Linked DNA regions of Mus musculus: region 1 is linked to region 2. The links are chromatin loops, found by intact Hi-C in ENCODE. Cell type or tissue: left cerebral cortex. All regions are shown on one strand. Links, peaks and the distances in the headings refer to the core of each region. The heading gives the core; the rest is flanking DNA. Region 1 has its middle 110 kb from the start of Epha7. Region 2 overlaps Gm52725 (a long non-coding RNA gene).

Evidence for each region. Hi-C counts contacts between places; a loop is a spot of excess contacts. Peaks named below come from ENCODE experiments on the same cell type or tissue, not always from the same donor. Only the 100,000 strongest peaks of a DNase experiment are listed, where the experiment ranks them.
Region 1: it touches region 2 in a loop (11-fold over the local background); 3 of 42 quality-filtered maps call a loop at or near these places.

What each region holds. Positions count from the first base shown.
Region 1 is chr4:28,695,948-28,704,291 of GRCm38, forward strand. No RefSeq gene overlaps it. Among named protein-coding and RNA genes, the nearest start is that of Epha7, 110 kb to the right of the region's middle. In left cerebral cortex, for the core only: no CTCF peak of the experiment used is centred there; DNase peaks (open chromatin) are centred at 1,960, 2,426 and 4,730; H3K27ac peaks cover 2,024 bases.
Region 2 is chr4:28,295,021-28,303,364 of GRCm38, forward strand. All of the region lies in intron 2 of Gm52725 (a long non-coding RNA gene), which reads left to right. Among named protein-coding and RNA genes, the nearest start is that of Gm25378, 66 kb to the right of the region's middle. In left cerebral cortex, for the core only: no CTCF peak of the experiment used is centred there; DNase peaks (open chromatin) are centred at 2,869, 4,076, 5,191 and 6,874; H3K27ac peaks cover 1,321 bases.

The DNA.
Region 1 (8,344 bases), core at 113-8,112, 400 kb after region 2:
ACAATTGCAATAATTGACTTCCAATCAAAGAGCACAGGGTAGCCCTCACTCTTTTGATACATTTGACTTCAGTCTTGCTTGTTTGGCCTCTAGCACTCTTCTGCTTGAGAACGTTTGAATACACTGAGGCAGAGTCTCTGCTTCTCATACCCAAATCTTGAGTTTCATAAATCCAAGCCACACCTCTCAAAGTCTCTGTTTGTCTGTCTTGCCCACAATCAGTTCTTTTATGTGCAGATTATTAGTTGTTTTCCTTTTTTTTATCAAGCAAAACAAAGGAATGCTTCTGAGATAACTCAGACCCTTAGCTATTCTCAATAGTGTCCCATAGCTGGCATCAGGTTTGCTTTAGTCCTGTGCTTATGGAGGTAACTGATGGTTTTTAATTAATGATAGTATAATTTTCCCCAGTTTTCTAACTGCTTAATTGTACAGTGAAATATTTGTCTTACATAGAATTGAAACAGTCTGAAGATTTATATTTGGTTTAAGCAAATAGCCAAAGGTACTAGCACATTCTATTTTCCTTGATCCAGTTTCTGGGATTCTGGCTCTAATGTGATTTTCACTTCCTATAAAAGTCAGGGTACATGTTTCTTATCTCTGGTTTGTTTTTTAGTCTCTAATTTGTTCAGTTTAGAAACTTATATTCAATGAATTATGGTTTATTATAAGTCCTTGATTTGATCAACATAGACTGGAGTTTTGGGTTCTAGACATGTCCAATTTATCACAAGTTTTAAACAATTTACAATAAATAAGAATCTCCTGATGCCCCAGCCTCCAGAGAAACACAGATGCACGTAGGCAGGCCTCTTTCAGAATCTCTTTTCCTTCCTGCATCATGGTCTCCTAAATCCTTAATGACTTGTTTTTAGGTTTTCAAAGAAAACACTTTATGTAATTTCCCCAGCTTTCCTAGCCCACCAGATAAGAAAGCCTGATCATATCAAATACATAATGTTTTTAAAAATATGAAATTAGAAAGTCAATGAATTTTGTTCACAGAAAAGCAGGAGTGTTTTAGGGGACCTGACAGAGCAAGCCCAGTTACTTTGATTGGCAGCCCTTCACCTGTTTGTGTTATTGTTTCTGTTTTCATGCTTTGGCTCTGGTGTCAAAGGTTTACATTGTAACTCTGAGTATTTGGAATGATTTTTTTTTCCCTTGAAAGATAGTGGCAAACCACAAAGAGGGCTAACTTCTGTTTTAATTGTTGAGGTTCCAGTTAGAGTCCAAATATATGTCTGTTCTACCAGCTTAAGGAAAGAAGCTTGACCATTTTGTCCCTGCACATGCTTTGCATCTATAAAGCTCTTGTAAAACTGTATAAGGTGTAGACTTTAGGGACATAGCAGTATTCTCTTTTATGTTGATAATACCTCATTCCAGATGATAGAGTTCTGGTTTTTTTTACTGTTAGTGTGAATAAACTATGTGACTGTGTACATACCAGAACAAAAGAAATGCAATCCCCAATCTAAATATTTGTAATCTTTTTTACTTTGTAGGTGTCACCTTGCCTTGTTCACAGCATTTCTCCATCTTTCTTGTGTGATATGCCCCCCAATCCTTTGCAACAGGCTAATCTCCTCCTTCAGCTATCCAAGAGGTAAGTGCTAAGTTGGCATTTACATTTAAAACAATTAAAAATGTCCTGCAGATATTCTTCTATTAATCATGTCGCTGCACAGCAATTTACAAGAAAGGTTAGCAGCTTAAAACAACATGTGTATACTAACTCAGTTTCCAGCTTAGGAATGCAGGCCTGGCTTAACCAGTCTTTTGTTTGAACTTCATATCATCTGGGATAAAGACATCTCAGAACTAAGAAAAGATTCCCTTCCATGTTCTCATGGCCTTTGAGAGCTTAGTTCCTGTTGGAATGGAGGCCTTAGTTTTCTCTAATTGGGGTAGCAGCCTCCAGAAGGTGGCTGAACAAGAGCCTCTCCAGAGTGCCAGCTCCCTTCAGGAGAGTTTGCAAAGTACCCAAAGAGCTAAAGGGCTCTGCAACGCTATAGGAGGAACATCACTATGAACTAACCAGTACCCCCCAGAGCTGTGTCTCTAGTTGCATAGGTAGCAGAGGATGGCCTAGTCGGCCATCAACTGGAGGAGAGGCCCTTGGTCTTGAGAAGATCATATGCCCCAGTACAGGGGAATGCCAGGGCCAGGAAGTGGGAGTGGGTGGGTTGGGGAACAGGGCCAGGGAGAGTATAGGGGGCTTTGGGGATAGCATTTGAAATGTAAATGAAGAAAATATCTAATAAAATTTTTTTAAAAAGAAAAGAAGAAAAAAATAATAAAGAAAATGCAGTAGAGGCTCTGCCACTGAGAAGCTACATATTTTTTTGAAACTAGATGAGCAAGTGCGCAACAGTCTTGAATCCTCTGTTCCTTAGGAACAGATGTCTAAGTCCAACCCACATTCAAAGAGAATGGATTTCATAACACTGGCTGGGAAGCAGAAAAACTGGCATAAGGAAAGGAGAACAGAAAGAAATTCATGTACAGTTGGAAGGGGAGTTTGTTGTAATTCTGATCTGTACTTTGATCAATCTCTCTGACAATGGTCTTTGGCCTTACAACTACCCTACCTCAGAAAGGTATGGAGGTTCACACCTAAAACCCTGGCACCCTGATGGTTGCAGCAGGAGAATTGTCTTGAGTTTGAGTCCAGCCTGGGATAGAATTTAGTTATCGGCTAGACTTAACTATAGAGTGAATCTTTTTCTCAGACCTTTCTCAGAGAGAAAGAAAAATAAAAATTAGGAAGGAAGGAAGGAAGGAAGGAAGGAAGGAAGGAAGGAAGGAAGGAAGGAAGGAAGGAAGGAAGGAAGGGAGGAAGGGAGGAAGGAAGGAAGGCTGACAGACTAGAACTCAACCTGACCCTTTTCTGATTACTTTTACTAACTCTCACAAATTCCCTGCTCTGACACACGTAGTCAGTGTTGTTAATGTAACATGCTCGTTCCTTACATTTGTCCATGGTGTTTTCTCCTTCTACATAACATGTTTGCATGTACTCCTCTTGCCAAAAGAAGTCTACTACCTCTGCCCCTGGAAAACGAGAAAAAGAAGTGGAGAGAAAAGAATTTCCCTCTTCAAATATGTAAAGAGCTAGCACTAACCAGGTCAAATGTATAAAATTAAAAGGGCAATATTTCAGAAAAAATTTTTTAATAGAAATTCTTTACAGTCATCCAAGTCCCAAATCTTAGAACAAGATGACCCAGATCAAGAGTAAAAGCACTTGCTGCCACCAAGCCTGGAGTCCTAAGTTCAACTACCAGAGGCCTGTAAGTGTTGTGGATAGCTCTGGAGCTATATGTAATTTTATGCTAATTCCTTTCTCCTGGGAGGGGTTGTGAACTAGGAATGAGTCAGCCCTCAGGTGATTTCCTGTAAACCTTCTTCCCACCTTAATTTGTAAAATAAAGGCTAAAGCCAGTGATTGGACAGATAAAGGGCAGGTGGACCTGAAAGTTGAGAGAGAGAGAGAAGAAGGAGTGGGGGAGAGAGAGGACAACCAAGGACAGGGTGGAAGGAAAGCACAGCAGAAGCCCCTGGCCTGGAGGAACTGCTAGTTCTAAGGGGTCTCATAGATGGGAAAGACTGTAGTGTAGCGGTAGATCTGCCCAATCTAGGCACACACCATGTATTCATATTAATTGAGTTGTGTTTTCATTGCTAGGGCATGTTTGGATTGGAGAATTACTGCAACATGTATGAGGGGAGGAGAGAACAGAGTTTTACTAGTTTTGGAATCTTTGAGTACTAAAGGCGAACATTTGTTGACAAGTACAAAGGCATTTCTGTGTTGGATGGGAGTTGTAAAAAAAAGAAAAAGAAAAGAACTATAAGCCACTCCCAACTCTTGTTTCATGAACATCTAAATCCACCCTGTAAAAGGATGAAAGAGCAAAACTATTCTTTGTCATTAAAAAAAAATAATAATAATAATAATTCCAACCACTGAGCTGATCACAGGGTCCTAGAAAGGACTGAAGGAGCTAAAGGGGTTTGCAACCCCATTGGAAGAACAACAATATCAACCAACCAGAGTTCCCAGGGTCTAAACCACCAACCAAGGATATTATATATCAGAGGATGGCCTTGGTCCCATGAAAGCTTGATGCCCCATTGTAGGAGAATAGGAAGGCAAGGAGGCAAGGGTGGGTGGGATACACCCTCAGAAGCAGGAGGAGGGGGAATGGCTTTTGGAGGGGAAATCGGGAAAGGGAATAATAACATTTGAAATGTAAATAAATAAAATATCCAATAAAAAGTTTAAAAAACCTGATTTGCATATTAAAAATAAAAAATCACAGTTGTTAACTCATTCTACTTTTGATTGTCTTACAAAGTAAGGAACTTTCACTTTTCAGTATTTATTCTCCTTCAAATTTATTAGTATTAATAAACTATGAAATTCTATAACACTGCAAAATTTTAAATAAATATACTTGTGGTTAAAATGTTCAGACCAAGTTTCATTTCTGTGTACAAAGTCAGCAATTACACCATGTCAAATCCCTCTTCACTCAAGCACCTACCTATGAATGTGTACTAAAAAGCTGTCTTGGCTTTCACAATGTTGTGCATGGGTATTGTTCATTTTAAGGCTGGTTTTCAGAGAAATCTTTATCTTTAGGAAAATCACAGATGTTCCAGCCCTAGCTCTGCTAGTCACTGTTTCCTTGCTGAGATGAGCAAGCAGTGCCTGGATGGCGCTGTGAATCATTGCAGGGGTGGACAGATTGCTAAAGGGAAGGCAGCGTCATATTTAGCTTTTCTCTCGGTTTTTTTTTCTTTTACTTTTTTTTTTTTTGAGAGAGAGAGAAGGATGTGACTCAACTTTAGAAAAAGAGGAAAATATGAATGGACCACTGCTGGCCAAGCTTCAGTCGTGTCTGATTAACACACCAGCCAGAAAAGAAAAGCTTGCCTGCAGATGTAATTGGAAATTTTCATAAAAAAAGAAAAATATCTTAGTAATTGTCTGTGGTTTATCTAATATGTAAAATGATTGGGAAGAGGGATCCTGCCCAAGGTGTTTTATCTTAAATGTGACTTTAACTGAAATAGAATTATATTGGTTTTGCTCTCCCCTCCCTTTTATCCCTCCAGCAGCCCACAGAGCCTTCTGCAATGCCTTCCATCAACGCCTTGTGGTTATAAGTCCCTTTTGCTTTTATTGTTATTGTTATCTGCCTACATACCCTATATCTAATCAATACATCTATGTCACAGTTCATGCATCCATGATTCAGGGAACATCTCAATAATAGGTACTGAAAAACTCCCTCATCCTCTACCTCCTGTCTTTGTCTCTTATTCCCTGTGCTCTGTCACTCTGGGGCAAATAATCTCATTTGTGCTGAGAACTTGTTTTTGGGGTGAGTTGAGCTGACTTTGAGGTACCTACAGGGACAGAAATAAGAGCTAGACTACCAAGAGGTTGAATATGAAATGGTCTCAATTACAAATGATAACACAAACAAAATCTGAACAGTGGCATTATCAATGGACATAGTAATGTGGTAGAGGGAGAATTTCATGGAGATCCACCCAAGAAAAATAACTACGGGCAGCTAACAACTGCTGAGAAAAGCAGAGTAATTATTTCTTAAGGGTTAGTACATTTATTGGTTGTACAATACAGAGTGATCCACCTGGAAATCACATACACGAAAATAATAAAAATAGATTTAGCAGGTCGTATTTGTATTTTGTGCCTAAGGTGTTTTTATGGTATTCTTTAGAAACTATTCTGCTCATACAGTTATTCGGGTAAATCTTTGTTCAACCAATCAGTTGCTGAATGAATAAATAGAATGAGTAAACAAGAAATCCAGCATATCCATGTCACGAAGTTAAGATGGACTTTGGTATTTGGACTGTACTGGGAAGTTTTGTATCATTTTTTTTTTCAGGGTCACAGATCACAAAAAAAGAACAGTGGTGTGTGTGTTTACCTCATTTAGAGGAAAGAGAAGCGGCCTCATGCTCATACTTCTGGGCTGTTTCCATCACCTGCACACTGTCACAGAAGGCAAATAACACATAGCGAGGGGTATCATTATTCAAAATTCTTCTTTCTGCCAGAGGATGGGACTCAATTCTGCAAATGCTGATGACATTTTCTTAAGAGAAATGAAAAATTTACATCCTGAGAATCTGATTCTCAGACCTATGGATTTTACATTATAGGAAGACCATTTATTTTAGTCTTCTAACAGCTTAGAACAGGCCTGTAACAAACTTTGAGATGTGACAAGAGATGAATAGCATTGGACACAAGGAAATGTATAAGGAATATGTTCTACATGGCCCAGAGAATGTGTTACAGTAGGAATACCTTGGCTATCCTTAACAGTGTTATTATTATTCATATATTTAATACATTTTAACTATATAGAAAAACAAATTTTAAAAGTAGATATAGATAGATAGATAGATAGATAGATAGATAGATAGATAGATAGATAGATAAACATCATTAAACCATGTCCTCAAAACCTTCTGCAAAAATTAGGTTGGGATGCTATATTGAGGCCATTAGCCAGAACAAGTTCTTCATAGTTAGTTTGGGATAGAGCAGCATACCCCCTTATATGAAGCCTCTCAATTTGGGAATTATTTATCTTCTATGTGTTCTATAGAATACAATGTCTTAACTCTTGGCTGTTTAATACCTTTCTTCCCTCTGTCTCAGAATAAGGGTAGCAGCAATCCCTGGACAAGGGGTATTAGAAAAGCTTCGCCATAGAGAAGCCTAAGTAAGAAGGGAAAGGGAGCAGAGGCTACTTCCAGAGGCAGTCCTTAGTAAGCTCAAACAGCACAAGCAAGTTTCAGAAATAACATACACACTAGAGAGCAGAACAGGCCAACACAGGAGTCTATTGTAGGTTATCTATACCATGTGCGTATAGATGTTGTTTTAAAACATACCATCAATATTCTTAAATGTTTAGTAAAACATGTCTCCTTTTCATTGTGAGCTCTACTTTATGTTTAAGCAGGTATAATAACTTTCTTGAGCATGCTGGTCGCAGTCGTTAACCATCAGGAGAGTGGTCATCTTGCTAGTCAACAAGAACAGAAAAAGACCAGTTAGACACAAGCGTGTAAGTCTGGAGAAAAAAATGTGATCAGAAACATAAAAATCTCTTGACAATATTCTGGTGATTTTTAAAGAAGTCATCTGGTAACAAAATACCTCCTCTGTAAAATGGGGCAATAATATCTGCATGGAAGTAATGAAATGTTACATAATTGATGACTGACATGTGTTCTGAACACCTTGGAAGAAACATGATCTTTAAGCATATGATATCATGATTACCACCATAATAAAACATATTTAAAATAATAATCATTACATTTTAAACACCTGTACTTGCATATGAAATGTATAACTCTTTTTACTGTTTTTCATCTAATCCGTGGCACCTGTGTTAGAAATGGGACCCAATGGTTCAATTTTTAAAAATACATAAAATTTAGAAAGGTACGGGGTTTTTTTTATTCACCCTATTGTGCCTAGGTCTCACAGAACATAATTCAAACAATATACTACCACAAAGAGACCACTTCAATACAAATCTCACTAGTGTGAGTTAATAAAAATTACTTTTAAAAGCAAACATCTGGCACCTCATAAATACATATCACCTTTCATCAAGATTTTTTCGAACGCTTCTCATATATACTATACTTTTAAGCATTATTAATTCAGCATATTGTACGTTAGTCTTAAAAAAAATCCTGAAACAGAATTACATGCGTAAAATATGTGCTGCAATATCAAGGCTTGTGCAGATCATAAAAACCAGGACGTTAACCATGGTGGGAAAAGCCTTTTGATTTAATGTGTTCTGTGTGCTAGCAGGGGTGATTTTCTAAGCAGATACAAGAAAATACTACAGTTAAGCTTAAAAGCAGCTCTGTATTCCACTAATTTTTCCCTGTCTTGTGACATTTAGCAAATTATTCTAGGCTTACATTTAGCTTATGTCAAAAATGTGTCTGAAATATTTTATTCTGGTTTATTTATACATCTGAAAGGAATTTTAAGACACAAATTGCCTTTTAAAAAGCTGGATCTATAACATCAAACTGGTAATTCTCTTATTCTAGAGAAGAAAAAAAAGCCAGAATGTTTTCAAATGTCCTTTGGTGACTTTTATGTAATTATTTTAGTTTCTTGTAGTTCAATATTAATTTTTCTATATAAATAAAGGTCAACTCCTCTTGTTATTTCATTGACAAAGATGGATAATATAGTATCTTTGTTATTATTGTCATAGTAGTGTCACTGTTTCAAAAATCTGATTGTTTT
Region 2 (8,344 bases), core at 287-8,286:
TGAAGAAGGTTGGGAGTCACTGCTCCAATCCCAGCAAGCGGGAGCCCCAGACAGAGTATTCGGCCTCATAGCAAGATCATATGCTAAAAAACAAAACGAACAAGAAACAAACTGAAAGAGGAAAATCCCAAGCCTAAGAAGAATCAAAATGAGAACACCACAGAGGTGTGATGGAGGGGCAGAAGGAACCACTTTTTAAAAGGTTTTAGAAATTAAAAATGTGGATTACAGAAAATACAAGACTTTCCCTTTAAGTGGCTCTTACAATTTTACCATCTTCCCTTCCACAGAGCTCCCTCCAACATGAGTGGAGGATTTTCATGAAAAACAAACAAACAATCAAAAACTGAATGTTTTAAATTTTTTCACAAGGAAGTTTAGGAATGTCTTTATTTGAGCTTAATGGGCCAAATGTACGCACGCATAATGCTTTTGTTTTCATTGTATGTCTTTTAATATAGTTCATATTAGTTTCTTTATGAGGCCAACTCTATAAATATGATTTCACTTGAGAAATGTGTTGATTTTAATGATTTGTATAAAAATATTGGCATATTATATAACTTTTAATTTATCAGGTTTGTCATATGATGCATGATGAAGTTTAAAATTATTTCCCAAACAGAGGTTGTCTGTATTGATCAAAAGCAAGTCACAGAGCATTTATAAGTGATTGCGAACTGACTTCGAACCACAAATCCATGTCCTACAATGACTCTAACATTTATTTCAATGGTTTAAGTTATAAGAATAATAATAATGAATGAATCAGAAAGGAAGGATGAGGTGAGATACATAAAATACTATATTACTTAAGAAAAAAGAGGACATGGAAGTATGAAAATATGTATAGTGGAAGAGACAATGAAGAGATTAGAAATGAAAAAATGTGAATATGAATTTGCTCCCAAATTACATATATTCACTTCCTCCCAAATTTATTTTACATTTTATTCATGAGATGTTAAAATATCTTCTCTAATATTTCTAAGATACCATTCTTTTTCATTTTGTAAAATATAAAAAAATGAGGACATAATTAAAAAGCTATTTGTTCTTCTCTCACATAAAAAATTGTTACAAAAATTGTACAGATCAGAAATTGCATGAATTTTACTTACAGGGTATATTTTGCTGATACTGCAATGCAATACATATACACTAATCTCATAATAAATAAGATTTATCTAACATGACTCCAGTCAACTATAACAATGTAGTTTGCTTCCTAAAGCCCATATGCACAAACAATTTTCATAATGATTACAGAAATGACTTCAGCAGAAAACAGTCAGGGATTTGAATGCTGACTATCATGTGCTACACATGAGATGGCACTCTAGTTTTCTATGATGTCTAAATCTCAGTTTCTTCAGTTGAAATTCTGAGTTTGTGTATGTGTCTGCTCTGAATAGATAGTGTTTCACCATAGGTGATACTGCTTCCAAAGTAGTTCTAAACCCCTCCACCAATCTTGGTTTATTTTTGTCTGTTGTCATACACTTAGAATTTTTTACCAATAAATACCACTATATACTATAAGCTTTGATATATATATATATATATATATATATATATATATATATACATATGTATGTGTATATATATGTATATATATATATATATATATATATATAAAATCTTTTGTGTGTGTGTGTGTGTGTGTGTGTGTGTGTGTGTGTGTGTGTGTGTGTGTATTGCTGCCGGTTTGCCTGATTTTAGCTGTTTTTTTTTCCCCAAAAGTGGTCTTTAAAATATTTGGCAGGTGTTATAGGATTTTAAAATAGACCATATCCCTCCCTTACAAAAAGGCAGAAATATGGTCAGGGATTTAGAAACAAGACAGAGTTCACTTTTTTTTTAACACTGCCAGAAACTGTCCTAAATGCATTACACATAGATTTATGTGAGCTTGCATGAATCCGTGCTAAAACGGAATACAGCAGATGGAATATTATTATTAATAGTCCTCGAAAACAATGTCTGAGAAATAACATTAGTGCAGGGAGTTCTTTCAGATCGGGGAGCCTTTGAAGTTAAAGCACAAACAAGATTCTAGCCTTTCCAAGTATCTACAGCATTATTAGGGATTGTGTTCTTAACCTTTTTGGTGTGTTTTAAAACACAGGATAAACAATCCCTCGGTACAATGGAATGGACATGACTAGGCATATTTGTCAAAGGGGATAATAGCGCAGAGTAGCCGCTAGGGAGAGTATGGTTAGAGTAGCAAACCAGGAGCCTAGAGTAGTGAGGATAGCTGGGTTCTAAGAATGCTGAGGAGCTGTGGGAAGGGGAGGGTCAGGAGCCTGGTGTAGGGCTTGGAGATGCAAGCCAAGTACTCATATGAAGGAACTGACAGAGCCTGGAGGCTAGAATGGATCTGCCTTATGCTGATAGGAAACACACATATATGTTAATTGGAGAGCCATATTTCTACTTTGACTGCTGGAAGGTAAATGACTTATTTTGGTAGATAGGACCAGGCTTCACAAGTTCCTGGTGAATGGTGGCTTGTATCAGACAGAAGTCTTATAGTCCTGATTAAGCTTGTTTCTGGATATTTGGACTGCCTTTTGGAGTTTGGGGGATTGGTGTTTCCTTTAGACCTGACAGTAATGGGCCATTAGTTATATAGCAGAATTGATTATAATTACAGTAAGGGTTAAGTTTATGGGAAAAGAGATTCTAGTTTGAAAATAAACACCTTTTCAGAAAAATTGCAACCTCACAGATGAAATCATTCTCTATCAACTAAAAAGCTTGCTTCCAGGACAGCCTAAGGAAAAGGGGATGGCAAATGCCTGTCCCTGGCTATAAGCTAAGCTGACATTGTGTGGGAAGGAACACAGGGTCCCTATCATTCTTGCTCAGGTCTGTGTGGTGAAATCAGTAGGGGGTGCCCTGCCCTCACTCTCAATCTCACTCCTCCCATTCTTATAACAGAGATTAACTTCATCTTTCCTTTTAAACAACAATAAACAAGAGCCCAATAATTGTAACCAATGTTATATGTAGATCTTCTCACTCTGTTTCAAAGTTCGTTCATTAGATTTCAGGGTAGAATTTTTATAACGTAAAACTTACATTGCTAACAATGAAAGTTATGAGCCCATGATGCAGTTAAAGCAGTTTTGTCTTTGTTATAGTTTTAAATATTTTCCTCATTGTGTGTGTGTGTGTGTGTGTGTGTGTGTGTGTGTGTGTGTGTGTGTGTGTGTTCATATTCTTTGGCACATCTGGAAATGTCATGACCACTTCTGGGAGTCATTTTTTGCCATTCTACCATGTAGGCACTGTGGAACGAATCCAGATTTTCAGTCTCAGACCCCTTTGACCACTGAGCCGTTTATCGTTCCCATATTTGTACATTTTTTTGATTAATGTTAAATATGTATCAGAATAAGATAGAAAGTAAACTCCATAAAGAAAATGTTGGTCCTTTTTTCTTAAATTTACCATATACTTGGTTGTGAACAGATACATGTAAAACAACAATGGGGGTTAAAGGATGAGTCTAGATAAGCAAGCACCTTAAACAATTTAGGAAATAGTCTACAAACTATACATGGTTAGGCAAGGACACAAAGTAAGCCTTTGGATTTGTAGCTCTGTAATCATAGTGCTAATCTTCCAAGTAGGCTGTGTGAACGACAGAGAGGTGGAGGGAGGCCGAGACAGAAAGGTACAAGAGTGTCAGGCGGGAGTTATACTCAGCATTCCATAAATAACTCTTTCCTCAGTGTCCCCTTACTCTCACTAGTATGGATAAGTAACATAGAAATTGCGTTTAGTTTTATGAATATAAATCAATAATTATTTAGTGAAAACTTTAAATATCTCAACATTTTAGGAGAATTGGTCTCATAAGCACAGCAGCCACTGAGCATGCGCTCCGAGGCCCTGTCAGTTCACCCAATCCATCTCCTGCCTCTGCTGTTTACCCAAGTGGCTCATGTTTCAACAGCTCCTTGGAAGTCTATATTCAGAATCGGAATGCAGCCTGAGAACATGTCTGTGGGCTGAGGAGTGGGAGGAAGGTTCACACTGTGATCACAGCCCAGTCTGTGCCTGCCTCTGCTCCAAGGACAGGAGCTTGCACTAAACCTGTATGGGAAAACCTGTGTGTTCCACAGCAGATGGTAGTGGGAGGGAAATCGTTTCTCTCCTTGTGTACTCCACGCAACCAATATTGCTCTTCTATGTGTAACAAATAAATGCGCTCCGCAGTAAAGTGACATAGAACTGCCCACATGAGTAAGTCAGAATGTGGGTCAGTGCCAACTGTTTCCTATACTGTGATTTTAGTCTAGAGAAGTATATTTTCACACCTACAGGGCCGTCAGCCTCAGGCAATTTCTCTGCATCAGTGGAGATTAAGTTCTCTTTAATTAAGAGATTAAAAACAGGGGTGAAGAATATCTTATTGCAGAGATGACTACAACCTTAAAAGTAACAAAACGTTAAATATCCAAACGTTGTAAAGTGAGAAATGCATTGTAAATTCTCTCTGTGCCTTGGCATTGGGCGTGATGTTTTGTGAGGCCCGCTCAGCTGACTTGCTAGCTGCACTCTGTAATTAGAGGCTTTCACTGTTAGAGACCCAAATAAACAACTCGAGACTTTTACTTGTGTGGGAAACTGTACTGAAACATCATTACCAAAAATTTTAAAACTCCATAGCAAATACTCATAGTGAAATATGACCAAAGGTGATGAAGAGTTACATTTGTAACATCAACTTACAAAACAAAACAAACAAACAAACAAAAACAACCAACCAACCAACCAACCAACCAAACAAACAAACAAAAAACCAACTTTGCCAGACAAGCTAGAGACAACTCATTTATGCTTTGTTTGGTCTCATGGCCTCAGGACTTCCCCAATTCGAGATTTAGAATCTCTTGAGACGAGTTATTTGCCAAGAGAGGAATCACATGTTAAATTAGACAGTGTTTGGGTTTGGTCTACATATTTCTACTATAAATAGAATGCTTTAGAGATAACGTTTTGAGCTATTCGAATAAGGTCGTGTCAGTAAGGCTGACTGCACAATAATGCTGGATTGACTGACAAACAGGGGTTCATTATAGATGGACACATCTTGAGGAACTCAAGCTATAACCGGCAATCTTTAATTGAAACTAGTCTCTTATCTGGTGAAGGTAACGATTTGTCATGCAGCTTATTCATTTACTGCTAATCACCAGGATTCGAGAGTCTGAAATCCCCGGCATTCAGAAACCTGTAAGAGGATTCGTGCACGTGTTCCACTTTGTGCGGCTGATTTGCAAAACAATGAGGCCGGTAATGATGCGAAAGATTGAACTGGCTCTCCTTGGGTCTCCTCTGTCTGAACTGATGGTTATTTGTAAAGAAGGCTCTTCGGAAGCCTGCTGTTCCCACAGGATGAGGAGCAGCCAGTCACTGGGTTGAGGATGACATCCGAAGTCAGGGATCAGAAATCAGTCAGTTAATAGCTTTGCACTTAGAATTGTCTAACTTTTTTTTTTTTTTTTTTTTTTTTGCTTTGTTAAAGGCCAATTTTCTAACACAAAAAGTCATTTTCACATCCTTGATATATCATAGACTGCACAGCTCTTTGAAAATAGCACCACTTTAAGTGATTTCTTTTTAAAGCAAGATAATTTTCTAAATATTTTATGCATCCAACCACTTTGTAATTTATGTTGATGTAATACAGACCCAGGAAACAAAAAAACAAAAAACAGTTCTTGTGAATCTAAAAAGCAATGAACACTCCATAGGGTAGTTGCGATTATGTTACAAGTGCTGTTATAACAACAAATTGTTTTAGGTGGGGGTGAATCAGCCTTTTCTCTCATTGCTAGAAAGGTTAAATTGGTGCTTTTTCCAGTGTAAAAAAGCTATTTTCAATATCCCAGGAAAGTATGGAAATATGTTTATTCTTCATGACTTTTCTATTTATATTACAAATAGATTTGTACTTAATTCAAGGTTTGAGAACTTAAAATTTTAACCAAGGTAAAAACTAAAGGAGTTTGAAGAAAATGCCAAAGGCAGTATAAAGTGGCTAAGAAAGTATTTAGAAACTGTCAGTTAATTATATTCCTACATAAACACACACACACACACACACACACACACACACACACACTATTCAGAATGAAAAAAAAAATCCCTTCCTTTTAAAAGAGAAAAGCCAAATCAGTGTCAAGTAGTAAACTGTTACCAATGGATAGAAGAGAGAAGGAAAGAAGGGAGGGAGGGTTGGGTAGGAAGAACGCAGGCTCAGGGAAAAGGGTGAATGATGGCATCTTCTTTTATATTCTAAGTAGAATCCTTTCATCTCATGGTTCCTTCAAGACTGTCTTTAAAGATACAGCTAAAAAGGGGTCATTAGCCATTCATCAAAACTCCAGACCTATGGACTAAACAAAAAGGGACAGACAAAAACAGAAAAGAAAAAAAAAGAATTCTATCATCACTTTCCTCCTCCTCCTCCTCCTCCTCCTCCTCCTCCTCCTCCTCCTCCTCCTCCTCCTCCTCCTCCTCCTTCTCCTCCCTTTTCTCCTCCTCCTCCTCCTCCTCCTCCTCCTCCTCCCTCTCCTCCCTCTCCTCCTTCTCCTCCCTTTTCTCCTCCTCCTCCTTCTTTTCTTCCTCCTCTTCCTCCTCCTCCTGCTCTTCCTCCACAGCATCTGGACTGCAGCTCCATTTGGACTCTTGTAATCTGCCTATTGTGAATTAAGAACATTTTTGGCAGTTTCTCCTTACTCATGGGGTGCATGATAATATTGGCCTGTGTGACACTGAGTCAGATCTGCTCAAATCCCTACCACTGCCAGTAACTACCATCACTGGTGAAGCAGGCCAGACTGCAGAACCAGAAACAGCAGCGGGTGCTGCATCTGCCAGGAGGGACCAGAGTTAAGAAGTGTGGATGACTCAGTGACAGTTCTATTGATTTTTTTACCCCTTTTAGGGGTGAGGATATGATGCAGAAGAGATGCCTCTGCAATGGGTGCCTCATGGCAAGGAGCTTTACACTGTGCTGTTATTTTTAGCTTGGTTCATGAAGTGTGAGGCTGTATTACTAATAATGCTGCATTGTTCATTTATAGATCACTGTTTGGGGACTCAGTTGCTGCCACCTGATTAAATGTGGATGCCAGGACATGCAGTTATTTCCTAATATAGTTTGTACTTATTTTCTAAATTGATTTTGAAAAACAGCATGAGTGTCTGGAATACCTTCAAAGCCTTAAAGCCTCCTTTGTTTCTAATCCTGTGACTCAGCATATGCCAGTCTTCAAAGATTAAGGACTGTTTTTTTTTTTTTTTTTAATATTTTCTATTTTGTTCTTAACTTAAAAGTCATTAGAATATTATTCTGTAATACTATTTACTATGAATTAAAATAAATTTACGAGTCACATTTGTCTCTGTTGATTGGATATGCCCCCTAGTTGTTATGTAATTAATCCATGACTCAGTACAAATATCTTAAATCAACCAGGAAATTCCTGTTGTTTCAACACTTGGCTACATATACAAAATGGCACAATTCAGCTTGCCCAAGAAGATATTTTTATTTTTAGCCAATTATAAAGCCAATACACTTATTTCATCAAAAAACAAATTCGTTTTTATGGAATAGCAGTTCCTAAAAACTTTATTTTATTTTGGTGAATGAACATTCTCATCCATTGTCTTTTGTTGTTATTTCATGAGTTTTCTTCCTGCAGTAGATCAAAATACTTGCTAATGTTACTTCACTAATATCACTGCCTTGGGTCACTAGCTTTAGTAGTGAACTTTTATTTACAGTCAAACATTTATAAAATAAATGATAGATTGATTAGATTGATGGACTTTCATCACTTTTATCACACCATAAAAGTTAAAAACACTCAATATACTCTCCTTTAAATACTGTTCATTGAGTTCAACAAACATCTTACCTTAAGAAAAACAAACCTAGCCAGGATTGGTGGTGCATGCCTTTAATCCCAGCACTCGGGAGGCAGAGGCAGGAGGGTTTCTGAGTTCGAGGCCAGCCTGGTCTACAAAGTGAGTTCCAGGACAGCCAGGGCTATACAGAGAAAGCCTGAAAAAAAACAAACCAAACCAAAACAAAACAAAACAAAAAACAAAAAAACAAAAAAAGAAAAATAAAAGGAAAAAGATAAAGAAAAAGATAAAAGGAGAAAAAGAAATCTAGTGTCTAGTTCCAGCTAGGGGCAAAGAGTTTAACAGATCAGTATTCTGGGTCTTCTATATATAATGCCTAAAGTCTGAATTATCTCAATGGCTTCACTTTAAAGTGAAATAAGCTAGGTTTAAAAAGTATAATTAAATT